Linked DNA regions of Homo sapiens: region 1 is linked to region 2. Evidence: read pairs that join two places in POLR2A ChIA-PET (ENCODE). Cell type or tissue: OCI-LY7. All regions are shown on one strand.

Region 1 (5,000 bases), 130 kb before region 2:
TCTCAAAAAAGAAAAAAAAAGATCAGATATTAGAAGCTTCCTTGGGCGGGCTGGGTGGAGGCCAACTGGGGTCATTGAGGCAGGCGCTGAGCCACGTTTCTCCCATTAGAAGCCTAAGGGGCCTCAGTGACCCTGACTAATGCCTGTAGCATCAGCTTGGCCTGGGCAGGTGGTCACCAAATCCGAATGTCCAAGCCACAGTGGGACCAGGAGAGGAGGCCCAAGCTGAGGAAACAGGGAGGCAAAGTCCTGTTCCTAAAGTTCAAGGCTGAGATCTGTCATGGCTGGGATCTCTCCTCTGCTTCCAGAATGGGCTAGTAAGTCTCTTTCTTCATTTTGGATTTAGTCCCCCGGTGACACTGCCTGATGAACTAGGTCAGAGGTCATGCCTGCTTGTGCTTAGTTTCTGCCCTTTGAAGGGGGTAGTAGCTACCTGGGAGGTGGGAAAAGTGTCAGGGATGGCGGCTTCCCAGAGGCACTCCCAGATGGCTCTGTGGGTTTCCTGGGATGTCCTTCCTTACCCCATCCTGGCTCCAGGCCACCCAGACTGGGGTGCCATGTCCCTGCGCTCCAGGGAGTGCCAGAGGGCTGTCCTGGCTGAGGGCCCAAGGGCCAGCAAACCCCAGCCCCAGGGCCCTCCTTTAGCCTTTGTTCCTCTCCCCCAGTGAAGAACTCGCTCTACCAGTTCTGGGACTGAGAGTCATGGCCACATGTTACCCTGCAGCTCCCTGGGGTGGGGTGGGGGTGTTTGCTCTGGGAGTGGGCTGGGGTATGCCTGGACCTTGGTGAGGCATGCGACCCCAACTCTGAGTTTGGAGAGTTCCACGGGTGCTCAGCCCTGCTCTGTGGCCAGGCTGAAGGGGTCCCCAGGACTGAGCGCAGCTTCAGTGGAACAAATATTGGCTGAATATCTGCCATATGCCTTACTGGCAAGGTCAGGGACTGATGGGGCTTCAAGGCACGTGCACCCAGACTGTGGAGGCAGGAACAACGCAGGGTGGGGGTGGGGTGGGGCCGGAGGTTCCCAGGTGGGAGCAAGCAAGCCTGGGGCTCTGGGAGGCTTCTTAGAAGAAGTAGCTTCAGAGACCAGAATTATTATTATTAAATATTTAGAGACAGGGTCTCACTCAGTCATGCACGCTGGAGTACAGTGGCACAATCACAGCTCACTGCAGCCTTGAACTCCTGGGCTCAAGTGATCTTCCTGCCTCAGCCTCCTGAGTGGCTGGGACTACAGGTGCGTGCCACTACACGTGGCTAATTTTTTCTTTTTTTTTTTGTAGAGATAGTCTCACTATGTTACCCAGGCTGGTCTTCAACTTCTGGGCTCAAGTGATCCTCCTGCTTCAGCCTCCCAAAGCTCTGGGATTACAGGTGTGAACCACTCTGTCACCGAGGCTGAAGTGCCATGGTACGATCCTGGTTCACTGCAGCTTCCTGGGCTTAGGCAGTCCTCCCACCTCAGCCTCCCAAGTAGCTGAGATGACAGGTGTGTGCCACCATGCCCAGCTAATTTTTTTGATTTTTTTTGTAGAGATGGTATTTCGTCATGTTGTTCAGGCTGGTCTCAAACTCCTGGGCTCAAGCAATCCATCTGCCTCAGCCTCCCAAAGTGTTGGGATCACAGGTGTGAGCCACTGTGCCCAGCCATTATTATTATTATATTTTTTATTTTTTTGAGACGGAGTCTCACTCTGTCGCCCAGGCTGGAGTGCAGTGGTGCGATCTTGGCTCACTGCAACCTCCGCCTCCTGGGTTCAAGTGATTCTCCTGCCTCAGCCTCCCCCAGTAGCTGGGATTACAGGCATGTGCCACCATGCCTGGCTAATTTTTGTATTTTTAGTAAAGAGGGGTTTCACCATATTGGCCAGGCTGGTCTCAAACTCCTGACCTCGTGAGCCACCCACCTCAGCCTCCCAAAGTGCTGGAATTACAGGCGTGAGCCACCGCGCCTGGCCTATTATTATTATTATTATTTTTGAAATGGAGTCTCACTCTGTCACCCAGGCTGGAGTGTAGTGGCACGATCTTGGCTCACTGCAACCTTCAACTCCCGAGTTCAAGCGATTTCTGCCTCAGCCTCCTGAGTAGCTGGGACTACAGGCATGCACCACCACACCCAGCTAATTTTTGTATTTTTAGTAGAGACGGGGTTTCACCACATTGGCCAGGGTGGTCTCGAACTCCTGACCTTGTGATCCATCTGCCTTGGCCTCCCTAACTGCTGGGATTACAGGTGTGAGCCACCTCACCTGGCCATTATTACTTTTTTGAGACAGAGTCTTGCTCTGTTGCCCAGGCTTGAGTGCAGTGGTGCCATCACAGCTTACTGCAGCCTTGACCTTCTGGGCTTATGGGATCCTCCCACCTTAGCCTCCTTAGAGGTTGGGCAGGCCCACCTGGTGAATTTGTTTTTATTTTTTGTAGAGATAGGGTCTCTACAAAAGCCATGTTGCCCAGGCTGGTCTTGAACTCCTGGGCTCAAGCAATTCTCCCACCTTGGCCTCCCAAAGTGCTGGGATTACAGACATGAGCCACCACGCCCGGCCCCAGAATTATTTTTAAATAAGATATATATTTTTTTCTGATGATAAGAGTAACATGTATGAAGTGCAGGCTTGTGGTGGTAGCAGGGACCTCAGGTTTTATTGGCTGTAGGATTTCAGAGAAGGAAAAAAGCTGTGTTGGAGAAAGCAGGAAGGTGTCTTGCAGGAAGTGACACTCAGAAGGAGCCATAAAGGGATGGGCCCGAGGAGGTGCGCGTGCCTTGGACACTCTGGTCCCTTAACAGATGAACATTCAAAAGGAAAAAAATAGTAACATGTGCTCTTACAGAAAAACATAAAGAAAAATATAAAACCACCCAGAGAGAGAGTTGCTACTAACATTCTGGTTCATTTTCTTCTAGTCTTTTTTTTTTTTTTTTTTTTTTTGAGACAGAGTCTTGCTCTGTCACCCAGGCTGGAATGCAGTGGCGCGATCTCGGCTCACTGCGACCTCTGCCTCCTGGGTTCAAGCAATTCTCTGCCTCAGCCTCCTGAGTAGCTGGGATTACAGGCACCCGTCACCATGCCCAGCTAATTTTAGTGTTTTTAGTAGAGACGGGGTTTCACCATCTTGGCCAGGCTGGTCTTGAACTCCTGACCTTGTGATCCACCCGCCTCAGTCTCCCAAAGTGTTGGGATTACAGGCGTGAGCCACCTCACCCAGCCTCTTCTAGTCTTTTATTCATGTATAATTTAACATGAATTGTGAGCATCCTAGACGAAGTTTTATATCTTGTGTACTTTTTTTTTTTTGAGATGGGGTTTTGCTCTTGTTGCCCAGGCTGGAGTGCAGTGGCATGATCTTGGCTCACTGCAACCTCTGCCTCCTGGGTTCAAGTGATTCTCCAGCCTCAGCTTCCCGAGTAGCTGGGATTACAGGCGCCTGCCACCACGCCTGGCTAATTTTTGTATTTTTAGTAGAGACAGAGTTTCACCATGTTGGCCAGGCTGGTCTCGAACTCCTGATCAGGTGATCCACCCACCTCAGCCTCCCAAAGTGCTGGGATTACAGGCATGAGCCACTGTGCCTGGCTGGGCATGTGTGTTTTTAAGGCCTGTTGCCTCCGTGGGAATGGATTTTGGAATGCATTGTTGTGGGGAAAAGGGGAAGGGGGAAGAGAGAACAGCTTGGGTGAAGGTCAAGAGAAGAGATGGCAGGGTGGAGTCCTGGAGTAGTAAATGCAGGTGTATGTGTGTATGACACGTGTGTACGCATGTGTGTCTGTGTGCACGTGTGTAAGGCATGTTTCTGTGAGATCTTGGCTGAGTGCTGGGCTGAGGTTTGGACTTGTCCCAGCAGGCAGTGGGGAGCCCCTGAAGGGCTCTGGGTGAGGAAGCAGTGCCTGTGGCAGCGGTGCCGTGGTGCATGCAGGATGCCACCTCGGTGCATGCGTTGGCAGCAGCATAGAGGCAGGGTTGAAAGAGGTGGATTTGAAGTTGGCAGCCCTGGCAAGGGCAGCCTGAGCTGCAGCGCTGGAGGTGGGCGCTGAGAGGGGCGTGTTGGGGTCAGAGAGCCACAGAGGTGAATTCACCAGATGTGGCAGCTGTTTTGGGTGTGCTGTGAGAGGGCAGAGCCGGAGGCCTGTGGCGGGCATCCTGGGTGACTGGAAACGGAGTACAAGTCACCTTTGTCTTCTTCCCATGGAGAGAGGGCATGGTCTTGACCTGGATCCCTGAGCATTTGACCTAATGGTGTGGCCTGGGGCTGTGCCCAGGTGGGGAGGTCAGCCTGCTTTGCCAGGGGAGGATGGTGACTTAACCAGGGTCACACACCTCCTCAGGGGTGGCGTTGGGCTTTGGCTGACTCTGTGCCTAGCTGACCCCTGACCATGCATGCCTGGTGTCTCCAGCCTGACTGTGCTGTCCAGGGGTTGTGGTGGCTGAAGTATGTCCCCCACCCATGTGGGATGGCTCTGGGACCCCAGCAGGTAGGGGGACTCTGGCTTCCCTCTCAGGGTCTCTCCTGGCCACAAGTTGGGCAAAGTGTAGGCCCTCTGGCCAGGAGTTGTGTAACTCTGGACCCTTGGTCCCCCCACAGCCCGTGGAAGCCACCGATGATGCCTTTTGGGACCAGTTCTGGGCAGACACAGCCACCTCGGTGCAGGATGTGTTTGCACTGGTGCCGGCAGCAGAGATCCGGGCCGTGCGGGAAGAGTCACCCTCCAACTTGGCCACCCTGTGCTACAAGGTGAGGGCTGCCCAGTCCCTCCTGCTACTCTTCCACCCTCCCAGCCCACAGCAGGAGAAGGCAGGCGCATCCAGGGCCTCCCGCCCCACAGGGGCAGGCAGCCCTGTGGCCTCACTCAGCTCTTCCACTTCTCTGTGGTTCTCTTTGCTGGGCGTTGGGACCACGGCAGCCGTCATTTATGGGGGAGTCCTCCAGGCCACATCTGACTGAGCACCTTCCACAGATCAGTTCATTTAGCTCCCTCTGTGGGGTGGGTACTGCCAGGG
Region 2 (5,000 bases):
CTGTCTTCTTAGAGGAGGGCCAGTCCTGGGCAGGCACTGCCTGGCTCCCTCATCAGACCCCCAGGGCTCTCAGGGGCTCTGCCAGCTTCCTCGCAGGGAGCAGGCTGGGTCAGGACACAGGGTCACCCTCTCTCCCTTGGTTTAAGGAATGTGAGGCTGGAGTGCTGGGGGGTAGACGAAGAAGGGCATGGAGTGTTTGGGAGGAGGTGTCCTCCTGGGCCGAGGGCATCTGCTAGACACAGCTGAGGCCGACAGGCAGGAGTGCTGGGAGCCCTGGGCAGACAGGTGAGTGCCTAGGGGCCAAGGGCAGGCAGGAAGTTGCCAGTGGTCACGCCAGGGCAGAAATAGCATCAAGGACCAAGGCTGCGGACTGCCGAGTCCTGAGCTGCTGACACCGAGGCTGGAGGCAGGTGGCATGTGGCTCTGTTTTCCTGGGCCTGGCAGCACAGCTAGGGGACAGGGGACCCTCTGTGGAAGTGGAAGGGGGCCTGTGGCCCCATCTGTTCAGAGCAAACAGCTTGCGTTGCTGATGGAGACCAGGCTGGCTTCAGTTCGCAGCCCTTTACGGTGACCCTCCTCCTGGGCTGCCACTGGAGACAGGCTCACAGCACGCCCTCCAGGCTGAGTTCCCCAGAGGCAGCCTGCGCACCGCAGGGACAAGGGGCTGTGTTCCCAGTGCTCTGAGGAGATGGCACTCTTAGATCTTTCTGTGTCTCCCGCTTCTGCTCTCCGGGCTACCCAGAACCGTGGTTAGCTACTCACACACGGAGACCACCAGTGTCCGTGTCTGTTCTGAAGCTGACCAAGCCCTGCTCTCTCTGTTCAGAACATATCTGACAGCCTCTCTAGCCTGTGCCCTCACCCCTCAGGTGAAGCCCACGGGGACACGTGACATTTCCTGGTGAGCAGCACAGGCAAGTGTGAAGGGGCAGTGGCCAAAGAGGCCAGCTCACAGCTCGGTGGCTCCTGTCTGGGGCCCCCCGCAGAGCCCCAGGGCTCTTTTGCAGGTGGGAGGCTGGGTATCCTATGGTCCCCTTTGGGCCAGGCCCACTCCCTGACTCCTGGAAGGAAGAGGTGGTTCTGATGGGACCCACAGGAAACCAGGCAATGTCTTCCCACAATGACACTGGGAGTGAGATGGAATCTTCATCTATTACTTTTAATCAGAACTGCCTGACACTGTCGGGGACAGGAGGGGAGGAGGGGAGCGTGGAAACCGGCCTGAGAAAATTGCCGGTAAAGAAGATGATTTGTTTCTGCCTCTCACCGCCCGCTCCAGTCCCCGCCACTCCTGACTCTGAGGGCCTGGGGACTCCTCCTCCCCCGACATCACAAATCGTCCCAACCCTGGTCAGTCAAGCGGAAGCGGCGACCTAGTTCCTCCTTCCAGTCTCAGCCCAGGGAGCTGCCTCCAGCTTCACCCACTGGGGGTGGATGGCACAGGACACCTGTGGGACAGCCCAGGACCCTGAGCAATCTGCTTGCCCCAGAGATTTCTGCGGGTGGGTAGAGGGGGGTGTGCACAGCTGTGCCTATGTGAGAGATCCACCCCACAGGAGTTGTGTCAGGGCAGGATGTGCAGGAGGGGTACCGGGGAGAGAGCAGACAGGCTGGAGGCGGAGTCCCTGTGAGCCAGAAAGGGCTACAGAGCAGAGCTGAGCAGGATGGGGTGGGGGTACAGAGGCCAGACTGGGCCCGGGGCACCTGGTGATTTGTTATTCAGGAGGCTGCAGCAGACTGTTCTGCCACCATAAGTGGGGCACAAGGGTCAGGGCAATGGGGGCAGCTGCTGTAGGGCAAGATTCAAATCCTGCACTGCCACTGCCATCTCGAGGTACCACCTTGAGACCTGGCACTTGGCCCTGCCCAAGGCTGGCATGAACTTAGAAAAAGGCAAGTGGAGAATTCCTCTAGCTGTCTGTCACTCGGCCCTGGGCCCTGGGTCTGGTGAGCAAGCAGGCAAGAAGGCAGGAAGAGGTCAGCTGTCTGGACGTGAGCATCCCTGCCACTGCTCTCTCCTGCCCTGGACACAGCTCGTGCTTCTCTGCTCCTCTAACTCCCCAGCCTCACATCTCCAAAGAAAGGCAGCTAGCTCTCCTTACAGCCCTGACTGTGGGATTTCCTCATGGTAAATAAACCAATTTATAAAGTAGGTTTCCAAAGAAATGAGACGGCTGTACACACACACATACACCCCTGAAACATACACCTTCTAACTGGCGTCCTCCAGAGCAGCTGTCTTGGGAAGAGGCACCTTTGACACCAACAATGATGTAGAACAACTTCTAGAACCTTCAGCTAGAACAAAGCCATGGCGGCTGGGCACAGTGGCTCACGCCTGTAATCCCAGCACCTTGGGAGGCCGAGGCAGGCAGATCACCTGAGGTCAGGAGTTTGAGACCAGCCTGGCAACATGGTGAAACCCTGTCTCTCCTAAAAATTAGCTGGGCTTGGTGACGCGCACCTGCAATCCCAGCTACTCGGGAGGCTGAGGCAGGAGAATCACTTGAACCTGGGAGGCAGAGGTTGCAGTGAGCTGAGATTGTGCCACTGCACTTCAGCCTGGGCAACAGGGCAAGACTCCACCATCAAAACAAACAAACAAACAAACAAGCCACGGATATGGGTGATTAAAAAAGGATTTCATGATCTTCTAGCCATAATTAGTTTCACCTCGTAATGCCACTACCTAGATTACCTAGATTAGTCACCCATTTCATTCTTTTGATTGTCTTAAACAAGTCTATTTGCAAAAACCAAGTCTACCTTCGTGGGCTGGATGTTTGCTGCCGCCTACGAGTCAGAAGCAGATGCTAGAAGCTCTTGGGAGGTGATTCCAGAGTGTTAGAAAGTGGGATAAACACCTGACGGGGCAGGCGCAGCTGCAGGGCCATGTGGGCTTTCGTGAACTCCCCTTGGTCACACCCTGCACTGCTGTCAAAAGCTCACCCAGCTGTGTGGCAGCTCGGCTGCATGGAGATGCCACCAGCTCTGGGGCTGAGCAGACCGAGTGTGCACCCAGCAGAGGTGGGTCATTCACCCATGAATCCTGACCTGCACTCAGGGCGCTCACACACCAGGAGGGGGAGAGGCCGCCATGGTGAGGAGCATATCCGGGAAGGACAGGTGGTTCTAGAAGAGCCACGCCCCCAAAACAGGGGTGAGGACCAGCTTCCCAGTGGAAATGGCCCCAGTTGAGGCAGAAGGTGAACCCAGCTACCTGGGGAGGGGGCAGGGCCCTCCAGTTCGGCACCACCATGAGGATATGAAGGCGGGTGCTGGGATCTGTCCCCTGGGAGTGGAGAGTGAAGGGAACTGTTCCAGCCTGGTCTCCAAACCAGCAAATTCAAAAGAAACTAGCACCATCTAGAAGCTCGTTTCCCTGGGAGATGGAGGAAAGGGAGGGAAGGGAGAAAAGGAAGGAAAGGAGGAAGGAAGGGAGGAAGGGAGGGACAGAGGGGAGGTCAGGGCCCTGACCTTGCAGAGTCCTGGGACCATGGCCCGAGGCTTAACCCCCACTGCCCACCTGGCGAGGCTCCTGTGGCCCCACCCCCTTGTCTGGCCCCTCCCTGCCTCCCCTGGCTGCGGGAGGAGCAAAGTTCAACAGCCATCTCCTAGATTGATCGCCACATCCCTGGGAGACAGCTGCTCCAAAAACTCATTAGGTCTGATCATAAATCAAGATGAAACGAGGATGACAGGTTATGGAGACCCTGCCAGGATGCGCGATGGGGAGCAGGGCTCCAAGAGCCACACCGACGCCCGGGGCTCAGCCACAGCCGCCAAGACAGCCTGCGCCCACCTCGTGGAGGCTGCGTGGGAAGCCAGACGGGTGTGGAGGCGGGACAGAGCAGAAAGTGCTCCCCAGACATGCTAAGGACCAGACACCCAGGACTTCACAGTCAGATGTGCAGGGGGGTCGGCCCCCAGCAGGGCCTGCAGTTCCCCAAGAGCCTATCACAGGCAGTGCCCAGAACATCCGCATCCACATCCACCCACAATTGCACACTGGGAGTCCCGCTCTGAGTGGTGGAGAGCAGCAGTGAGAAGCTGGGAGGAGGCAGAGGGGAGGACAGAGGAGGAGGCTGACACAGGTCACACGAGCGGCTGCTGGGCCTCGGAAGGCTCAGCTACAAAATGACAAGGGGAGGCAGAAGACTTCTCTCTTAATATCTGAGTAAAAGCCAACGCAAAAGCCACCGCATTTGTCTTGTGTCACCCATGGGCCCAACTGGACTGTTCATTCCTTCATTCAACAACAATGGACTGAGTTTCCCCTGGGTGCTGGGCACTATGCTGGCCATCTGGGGACAGCACACTGAGACAGGGGTCCTGTCCTTCTGGAGCCCAGAGTCCAGGGTACCAGAGTCCAGGTGGAAGGTACAGGGGACAAATTATAACCAAAGAACGGGCTGGTTATCAGGCACACTAGCTGTGGGGTACATGATGAGATCCCCGTCGCGGGAGGCGGCCAAGCCTGAGGGAAGGAGGCACGTGGTGGGGGTCCCAGAGGGGAAGCAGGTGTCAGACGGGACGTGGAGGACCTTTCGGAGCCGTTCCGACCCTATAGGTCTGTGGCTGCTGTGACTCCTCATGCTTTAGGAGCAGCTCAATGCGGGGTAGAGACGAGGAGGGGGGCCCCCGAGGACACCCATAGGCAGAGCCTCACTGAGGCCCCGCGAGGTCGCCTGCCAAGGCTGCTGGCTGCTCACAGGCTCATCCTGATAGTGGATCTCAGCTCCACACGCAGGCCTCGCCACACTGATTCACCTGGGCCACAGCCACTCCCCTCCCTCGCACACTGACACCTGGGGAGGGAGTGAGGAAGACAGAGCGAAGGCACAGGAAGTCATTGTCTTGGAGCTGAGATAAAACAGGCACGAGTCCTGAGCTGCCAGAGGCCAGTCAGAGAAGGTGCCTGCCTTCCCTTTCTGAGGAGGCTAGAAGTAAAATTTACACAAGGACTGAGCTGCCAGGAGGCACATCCAGTGTACGGGCAT

Evidence for each region. Peaks named below come from ENCODE experiments on the same cell type or tissue, not always from the same donor. Only the 100,000 strongest peaks of a DNase experiment are listed, where the experiment ranks them.
Region 1: POLR2A ChIA-PET joins it to region 2 with 5 read pairs; 2 of 35 experiments call an interaction of 5 or more read pairs at or near these places.

The regions. Positions count from the first base shown.
Region 1 is chr17:74,964,217-74,969,216 of GRCh38, reverse strand. It overlaps HID1 (HID1 domain containing), which reads left to right. Exons shown (of 19, transcript NM_030630.3): 2 at 4,585-4,734. Among named protein-coding and RNA genes, the nearest start is that of HID1-AS1, 4.0 kb to the left of the region's middle. RefSeq lists a silencer at 4,195-4,353. In OCI-LY7, no CTCF peak of the experiment used is centred here; no DNase peak of the experiment used is centred here.
Region 2 is chr17:74,830,631-74,835,630 of GRCh38, reverse strand. All of the region lies in intron 9 of SLC38A12 (solute carrier family 38 member 12), which reads right to left. Among named protein-coding and RNA genes, the nearest start is that of GRIN2C, 27 kb to the left of the region's middle. RefSeq lists an enhancer at 3,450-4,370. In OCI-LY7, no CTCF peak of the experiment used is centred here; DNase peaks (open chromatin) are centred at 1,450 and 3,030; H3K4me3 peaks cover 1,989 bases; H3K27ac peaks cover 2,951 bases.